Linked DNA regions of Homo sapiens: regions 2 and 3 are each linked to region 1. A link is a contact called in ENCODE Hi-C data. All regions are on one chromosome and are shown on one strand. Each heading gives the region's core, a stretch centred on a gene start or an enhancer-like site at or near the end of the contact. The rest is flanking DNA. Distances are from core to core; before and after follow the strand shown.

What was found. A loop is a pair of places that touch in the nucleus more often than their neighbours do. Pooled maps may share reads with other maps.
Region 2: a map of posterior vena cava shows a loop between it and region 1 (5-fold over the local background). The contact joins two enhancer-like sites. A Hi-C loop is called at or near these places in 1 of 168 maps with a recorded cell type or tissue (posterior vena cava) and 7 of 50 pooled maps.
Region 3: a loop to region 1 is called in a map of CD8-positive, alpha-beta T cell, with 4 times the contacts of the local background. The contact joins two enhancer-like sites. A Hi-C loop is called at or near these places in 1 of 168 maps with a recorded cell type or tissue (CD8-positive, alpha-beta T cell), 1 of 37 single-sample maps with no recorded cell type and 6 of 50 pooled maps.

The regions. Positions count from the first base shown.
Region 1 is chr9:90,105,824-90,108,621 of GRCh38, forward strand. No RefSeq gene overlaps it. Among named protein-coding and RNA genes, the nearest start is that of MIR4290HG, 66 kb to the left of the region's middle. Within about 2 kb of position 1,393, at least 8 of the 41 ENCODE cell types and tissues checked have a DNase peak (open chromatin) inside an H3K27ac peak, as active enhancers do.
Region 2 is chr9:90,859,603-90,862,400 of GRCh38, forward strand. SYK (spleen associated tyrosine kinase) reads left to right here. Exons shown (of 14, transcript NM_003177.7): 4 at 2,604-2,742. Among named protein-coding and RNA genes, the nearest start is that of SYK, 59 kb to the left of the region's middle. Within about 2 kb of position 1,398, at least 3 of the 41 ENCODE cell types and tissues checked have a DNase peak (open chromatin) inside an H3K27ac peak, as active enhancers do.
Region 3 is chr9:89,418,051-89,420,848 of GRCh38, forward strand. All of the region lies in intron 2 of SEMA4D (semaphorin 4D), which reads right to left. Among named protein-coding and RNA genes, the nearest start is that of SEMA4D, 79 kb to the right of the region's middle. RefSeq lists an enhancer at 2,540-2,689. Within about 2 kb of position 1,326, at least 7 of the 41 ENCODE cell types and tissues checked have a DNase peak (open chromatin) inside an H3K27ac peak, as active enhancers do.

The DNA.
Region 1 (2,798 bases), core at 143-2,642:
AGAAAAAACTGTCTGTCATCTTAGCTCCAGAAAGCTACTGTCATCTTACTGCATCCCAGGTGGCTTCTTTTGCAGGATTCCTGGAAGGATGATGTTAGCTCTGCTGTTTCACTGGAAGAGTGACTTCACTGGGCCAGCCCTGTGTCCTTCCCACAAATGTGGTTCAGGATTTCATCCAACATAGCTCTTTACCGTGGTGCTGCCTCTAATTTGGGTTTACCATTACCCCACTGGAAGCCAAGAAATATTTACCCTATTTATATTTAGCACTTGAATCAGAGTGTTATGATATCAAAGTCCATGTAAACTGCTGAACAGAACTTTAAAACAGCATCCTGAATCAGAATGCATGCCCTATTTTGTTGTTGTATGAGTTTGTTTTCATTTATGAAAAGGTGATTTGAAAAAGGACTGCAAATTCCTCCTTCTCTTCTAGGCCTGCTACTGCAGCATCTCTGTTTTCACTGTCTAGATTTTGTGTCTAAACATTCCTTTGTAATTTATAAGATTGTTGAACGTGGGCTCAGATCTTCACTTCTGTGACCTTAGTCCCAGACACTGCTGTCATCCATAAAGGTACTATAAGACCCCCTTACATCACTCTTTTAAGACAGACACCTTCAACTGAAATGCATTGCATGTGACTTCCTCATTTCAATGACTAATTAAATTGTGAGTATATTTATGTAGAATAAAGTGAAAGGTTCTTAATGTAGTTATATTTAATATGTTACTTCTTCATTAAAGAGCTTCCTCTGAGCCAGGCGTGGTGGCTCATGCCTGTAATCCCAGCACTTTGGGAGGCCGAGGTGGGCGGATCACGAGGTCAGGAGATCGAGACCATCTGGCTAACATGGTAAAAACCCATTTCTACTAAAAATACAAAAAATTAGCCAGGCGTGGTGGCAGGCGCCTGTAGTCCCAGCTAATCGGGAGGCTGAGGCAGGAGAATGACGTGAACCTGGGAAGCGGAGCTTGCAGTGAGCCGAGATCGTGCCACTGCACTCCAGCCTGGGCGACAGAGCAAGACTCTGTCTCAAAAAAAAAAAAAAAAAAAAAGAGCTTCCTCTGAGGAAGTTACCTACTTTTGGTAAAGTGGGTATTTTGAGTGGCATAACTAGCATGAGCAGCATATCAGTGCAAATGCAGTAACACTATGAATTAAAAAGGGAATAAGAAAGGTCTTGTGTTTGATCAAATATTTATCTATTAATGTAGAAATTCTCCTTGGAACCCTGGTTGGTGCTATTGCTTTTAACAGTAATGAAAAGAAAGAAGCAAACCTATCAGAGACTCTCCAAATTCCAAGCAACGGTGATCCCAGAAGCCTTGTTCTCTTCCCAGCTTGCTTTTATTCCGTTAAGTGCCTTTGTGGCCAAGTCACAGTCCTGGCAGCTAATGGCATGACTCATGCAGTGAACACACCTGCTCAGGCTGGATTCGAATCAGGAAATATTGGACACTGTCCTTGGAACTATATTTATAGCAAATGGAAGCTGTCAAAACAAAACTGTTTATTAGCAACATAGCATGGGTCTCCTAGAAAACAAATTTAAAAGTAGTGCTCCTCAGGCCTCTGTTTCTCTTGAAGTAAGAATAACTTCATTCTCAACCAACATGACAAAGATTTCCGTGATAGCACTGGCTAGTCTGATACACCATACTTATTTTTTCCAGTTAACATGTTATTTTTTTTCCAGTTAACATGAACATCTCTATACTCAGCCAAGGAGCTGTAATAACAGAGTTCCATTTGACAACAGAGCTGTCAGTGTGAATACCTTTTGCTTTCTTCTTTTCTCATTTCAGACTCTGGGACTTTGTACACAGCCAGGATTTCAGTTACCATGGGATATTTCCAAATTTAATCTCCAGCCAAAGTGTGGATATTTATGCATATTTCATAATTCAGATAGCTTACTAGACATAACCATTTGGTTTTAACACAGATACCTACGTCCAAAACTTAATTTTTTTTTTATTTCTTTAAACTTGCTTCTTTCTCCATAGTCTCTAGTTTGGTTAGAAACAGCACTACCTAATTAAGCAAGACTTTTAGTAATCATCCTTTCTTCCTCTTCCTCCTTGTCGTTCTCATTTCCACGTGCCCACTAGTTGCACTCTTCCATGCAGACACCTCCTAAACCCTTTGGCATTGGTTTCCCTGCCTCTCTTTCCTAGGCCTGCCATTCCACTAGAGGCTACGCTCTCTCTCACTGGACAATTACAACAACCTACTGCAGTGACTCAGCCCTTGGAACATGGACTCTGGGTTGGTTGGTTTGTGTATAAAAAACCCACTCCCAGGAGAGTCTTTGCTTGTCCTTCTTCCAACTGATCTTCTACTCAGGAAAACTGTTATGTGTATATGACTACTTTGCTGATTTTTATTGTTGTTATTGATGATGACCCGTTTTTGCTCAGGCAGGAAGTCCATCTAGGGAAGCCACTGTCTTTGTGAAAACTTCACACTGCAGCATATGGGACCAGGATCCTGGACACAGCAAATGTCAGCCCCAACCCCCATGTCCCCCAGATCTGTATTTCCAGCATAAACACAGGCTGGTTGGAGGAAACAGGCTGCATTTAGACACATCAAAGGAACTTGAATGCCAGAAAGAAAATAGAGTCCTATGGCTATTAGAGAGGGAAGACATCCAAGAAAATTGTCATCAGAGACTGTATCCAGTTGAGCAAACTCGTCTTTCAACTTAGTAAGGGTAATTACTATGCAAGTGTGTGTACTTACCAAGAATAAAATCTCCAGGGACACAGAGGAGACATTCCGGGTCTTTTGC
Region 2 (2,798 bases), core at 148-2,647, 750 kb after region 1:
AGGGGTGGAATTGCTCATTCACGAGGTCTGTGAATGAATAAGTTCAGTTTCAGGAGACTGTTCCAAATTGTTTTCCAAAGTGGGTGAGCCCATTTATGCTCCCACAAGCAACGTAGGAGGGGCCTTGCTGCTCCCCACTCTCAGTAGCACTTAGAATGATCTTTCTAACTTCCACCAGTCTGAAGAGCGTGGAATGGTACTTCCCTGGGGTCTTCATTCATGTTTGCCAGATGCCTAATGAGGTTGATGGCATCATCTCTCAGGGAAACCTGTGCTTGTCTGTCTCAGTTTTTAACAAGAAAATGTCAATCAAGACATAGGGTAAGATGGAGTACAGCAGATTGGACATGGATTCAGAAACCAGAGTTCAGATCCCATTTATTACTACTATCTTTTTTTCTGGAGAGATGGCGTCTCACTCTGTTGCCCAGGCTGGAGTGCCATGGTGCAGTCTTGGCTCACTGCAGCTTTCACCTCCTGGGCTCAAGTAATCCTCCTGCCTTGGCCTCCCAAAGTGCTAGGATTACAGATGTGTGCCACTGCACCTGGTTCAGATCCCATGTATTATCTCCATGACCTTGAGGTCACAGACGTAAAAGATTAAATTATAGGAAATACTTTGGAGTGACATATTGTCACCATTCTTTCAAGGCCAACTTTTATAGGCATATGCATCCACTCTTACTGCTGTAGTATTTGGATAGCTCTCTATACCCTCAAACTATAAGCCACTGATATGTATAGAATAAACATAAATAGTCTCACTTTATAAGATACTTTCCCTATAAAACAGACTCAGTTCTCTCTTTATATGAAAAGATTACCATGTGGTTTTTTGTTGTGTTGTGTTGTGTTGTATTTAACAGTCACCAACTGCTGGCTGTAGTCGGCCATGTGGCTGTGAAAAGGGAGCTCACACCTTGGGCGCTGGCAACTCGGTTGGTTTGGGAAGAAGAGGTTGTTCTCACAGTGGGGAGGTTTCAGCACAGCCACCTGCTGAGGCCACAGAGAACCTAGATATGTGTCCTGTACCCTGGCCAGCTGCCCTGAGCTGTGGGGTGCTGTGCATGGCCAAGCACCGCTAGAAAAGACACTTATTCTGAATTTCACTCCTCCCATGCCATCGTTCAGCTTTCAAGTCTTGGGTTAGCTTTTTGAGATAAGTCTCCATGGCAAGGGACAGGAAAGCATGGCCATGTCCAGTTCTGAAGGCCATCTCAACTCTCCCTGTGGTCGTGTATCTGACTTCTTGCAACCAGGAGGAGGCATCAGAAATTTCCCCAGTACCCAGACGTCCCAAGGCAGTTGGGCACACTTGAACTCTGCCCCAAGTACAGTGCATTTGGGCACGTGGCTTAACAATTTTGGACCTCAGCTTCCTCATTTTAGAAAATGCAGGGGCCAAAGAGGCTTCCTGGGACTTCATGACTCACCCTCAGAACCTAAGATCTCATGAACCAAAGGGCTGCAGCTGTGGAGAGGGGAGAATGGGGCAGTGTGTGTGACTACGAAGCTAAACTGGGGGATTCGCACCCATTTCGTGCCTTTTCAGCCTCCACTGGGACCTCGAACTCCCCAAGTCCCACAGGTCTTCCAGGGGATCTCTCACCTCCCCATGAGTCATAAGCCTTACGTGGCATGCACTGCAGTGGGGGTGTTGTTCCCTGCCTGGCATCAGACTCCTGTGTTTCTGTTCACCAGGACCCAGGGCAGGGGGTTGTTCTGAGGGTCGCCCAGCATTACCATGAAGACAGAGCCTTGGCTGCTCAGCACGGCCAGCACAGCTCTGGTTTCACCTCTGTCTCTTCACCCCACAGTGGATGTCATTTTCTTCTCCTGGGGGTGTTACCCGACAATATCATCATTTGAAACTGTTTGAAGTCCAGCCCTGCCTCCCTTTCCTGCATTGGGAGCTTGGAAGTCCAGCCCTGCCTCCCTTTCCTGCAGTGGGAGAGTGGAAGTCCAGCCCTGCCTCCCTTTCCTGCAGTGGGAGAGTGGAAGTCCAGCCCTGCCTCCCTTTCCTGCAGTGGGAGCATGGGAGGGACTGAGGAAGGCCCGGGGGATGGAGGCTTCCATAACCCTCCATCTCTGGTCCAGAAGATGGCTGGTTAAAATGCCCACCAAACACCCCCACCCACACTCCAAGCTAGGTGGTAGAGCTGTCCATCTTGGATCTAACCCAAATGCAGGCCCTGGTGAAGAAAGGTGAGTCCACAGTGCTCCACAGATAATCAGGGCCCGTGGTGCCCCTGTGCTCATCACCCTGAGAAGCGTCACTGCTACTGAGCACCAGGCTCTCCTGACCACTGCCCAGAGCTCCTGGGCCCTGCTAGAGCTTAGCCATGGTCCATTCATCACCAACCTGCTAGCATTTCCTTGTTGCAAGCTTGCCCACTGGCATCATCCCTGAGTGGTAAACTGGGCCTTCCTGGGTTGGGTAAAGCCCTTGACCCTGAGGCTCCAAACTCTGCCCTCCAGCTGCCTTGCCAGGTGACAGGCCCCAGAGAGCGGCTGCTGACCATTCAGGCCAGGGTGCTTCCTCCCAGGGTCCCACCTGGAGACTGGCGGGCCTGGGGATGATGCAGTTCCATCCTCTCTTCTAGGATCCGAGCCAGAGACAACAACGGCTCCTACGCCCTGTGCCTGCTGCACGAAGGGAAGGTGCTGCACTATCGCATCGACAAAGACAAGACAGGGAAGCTCTCCATCCCCGAGGGAAAGAAGTTCGACACGCTCTGGCAGGTACCCAGCCTCCTCTCCCCACCTTGTGGGTAGAGTACAGGGCACGTGGGGCTCCT
Region 3 (2,798 bases), core at 76-2,575, 690 kb before region 1:
TTTACCTGTATCTTATGCCTCTTGAAACTTTCCAGTCATTTCTAGAAAGACGTCTTCAGAAATCTTTGCTGTGAAAATAATGGGAAACAAGGCTATTTAAGCCCTTAAACTGTGCATCCACTTAAACTCAGCAACACTCCTAGAAAGGCACTGAAAACAAATTATTGTGAGTTTAAACCTTCTAGACTTCCTTAGACGCAGGATCAGCTTGGCTTGCATGTGCTGGGGAAGACAGCACTGGGGCAGACAGGAGGGAGGAGCTGTGCAACCACCCACCCACGAACAGAGGGGAAGGGCAGCCCAGCCCGTTACCTGGTGCTAGAGATGAGCCCCAGGACCCGACCAGGTGTACTTTCTTGCACAATAAGCCATTCCAGTTAGCAGAGTCTGTGAACCAAAAAAGTACTATCTAATTGTCTATTAGCTCCAGATATGTATCCTTTAAAATTCATCTTCATGAGGCAAAGAAGGAAAAAGCAGAAACACATATGGCATAATTACAAGCACTAAAGAGCTGTTCATCTTCCTTTATTTTTGGATGGCTGGTTTTCAGCCAAACAGAACGGTGTCCACCGTGGTGTGGCAAGGTTCCATAGCATGGCTGTCACTCCTTTGCAGTGTGGGAGATCAGTCTCAAGACAGGGATCGTGGGGTGCAGTAGCAGCACCAACAATTAGATCAAGAGAATCAGAATCGCAAAACCAGAGCCACGTGCAGGACTGCAGACGCTCAGGAGCCGACGCTGATCCCTCCATGATTCTATTAACACAGGAGCCACGTAATTGTTAAACCTTGGAATCAGACTCCAGCATATTCTGTGGTGAGGAGGGTTTCTTTTTTGTTTGCCTTTTGCTTTCAGAGCTTATATGATCACGGCTCTTTTTTTGAAGCCAGCTGGGAAGGAGGCGGCTCTCCCTCCTCTACAGGAGCCCCCGTCCCTCCCACCCAGGCCCCTCACTGGACGGCTCCCTCCTCTACAGACGCCCTGTACACCCCTCCCCAGGAAGCAGAACCTTAGACACGGCCATCCAGGCACACAACATCCGGTCCCCCCACCCCTCGGGGCCGACACATCCTCTGAACCCTGAGCAGGCACCTGAGGTTAGCAAATGAACCGCGAGGGCAGTGATCAGAAACGATCACGATTCATCAGGCCCCACCGTAGTGGAGCTTCCAGAGACTGATACTGGGGTCTTCCCTCCAGCAGTGGATGGCTCTTACGGCCAATTTTATAAGCAAAAGTAGGTTCACATGAGCAGCTATGAGAATCCTGGAAAAGGCCACATCCACCCAGGACCTGACACCGACATTTCCTGTTGAAACTCCTGGGGCAGGGCTGAGCATTTGGGCACAACTGCTGGACAAGCAAAGAGGGAAAGTCCACGCTACTGTGGGCACCTGCAAAGTGCCACATCACTTGTTTCCACGAGGCCTTCCTGTCACACGGGAGGGAGAGGGGACAGTGGCCGCCCAGAGACTGTGCCAAAAAACAGTTGAAGGCAACAAAGGCAGAGATTCATACATAAATAAGAGGCTTAGGTAAATAATGTGAATATCACGGATTTTAAAACTAAAAAACTGGCCAGGCACTGTGGCTCACGCCTGTAATCCCAACACTTTAGGAGGCCGAGGCGGGTGGATCACTTGAGGTCAGGAGTTCAAGACCAGCTTGACCAACAAGGCAAAACCCCGTCTCTATCAAAAAAAAATACAAAAATTAGCTGGGTGTGGTGGTGCGCACCTGTCATCCCAGCTACTTGGGAGGCTGAGGCAGGAGAATCGCTTGAACTCAGGAGGTGGAGGTTGGAGTGAGCCAAGATCGCGCCATTGCACTCTGACCTGGGTGACAGAAAAAGACTCCGTCTCAAAAAAAACAAAAAAACACCTGAAAAACTTCTATTTTTTAGAAATGAAATAAGCCTTTGTCACTTTAATAAAGACCCAGAACTGCTCATCCTGTGGTTTAAGACACGTATCATATTCACGGTAATTTTGTGGCATCCAACAACAAATGTCAGCAGGTCTGGGTTCTCATCTCAATTGCCTCCAACAACTCCACCTGAACACCAGCATCCTTGTGTCCTGCCTCCCAGCTGGGGGTTCATATCTAGCCTCCAAAAACAGCTGCCAGCCCCAAGGTTCCTGAGTGGGAACACACTTCCTTTCTTAGTGAATTGCCCAGGCCCCAACCCCGCGTTGCCTTCACCCTACACATACACGGTTTGTTTCTTCTTTCTCAGCGTGCAACCCCACAGTTATGAGTTACCTGGCTTAAAAATGCAAACCCACACTTCTCATGTAATTACTCATCATGCTGTTTTAACTCATATCTCCCAACTCCTGACAGCACAGGTAAAAAGAATCCAATGGCCTGTTCATCAAAAAGCAATGAAATTAATTAGGAGAGAGAAGCATTTCCCTCTCATGGCCTTCACATCCTCTCCTGGTGCACCCCCTCTAGTGCAGGAGAGTGTGGGGCTCCAACGCCCAGGCCTTGCGAACAGGTATTTAGTGGTCGCTGATGGCAGAAGGACAGAGCCACTGGCAGCGCCTTCATCTGGCCTCCATCCTGCAGACATGACCTCGCCTTCTGGGCGTACTCCCTAAGCAGGGACCTGGTGTTCTTCAGCACACAGAGAAGACAAGTGGGATGAAGCAAGAGCAAGGGGCTCTGCAATCAGAGGAACCTGGGTTCCAGTCCTGGCTTCTCCAAGTTGTGTGTTCCTGAGGGAAGTTACTGAGCCTCTCTGGGCCTCTGTTTCCTTATCCAAAAAGTGGGCATACTAATACTGCCTGTC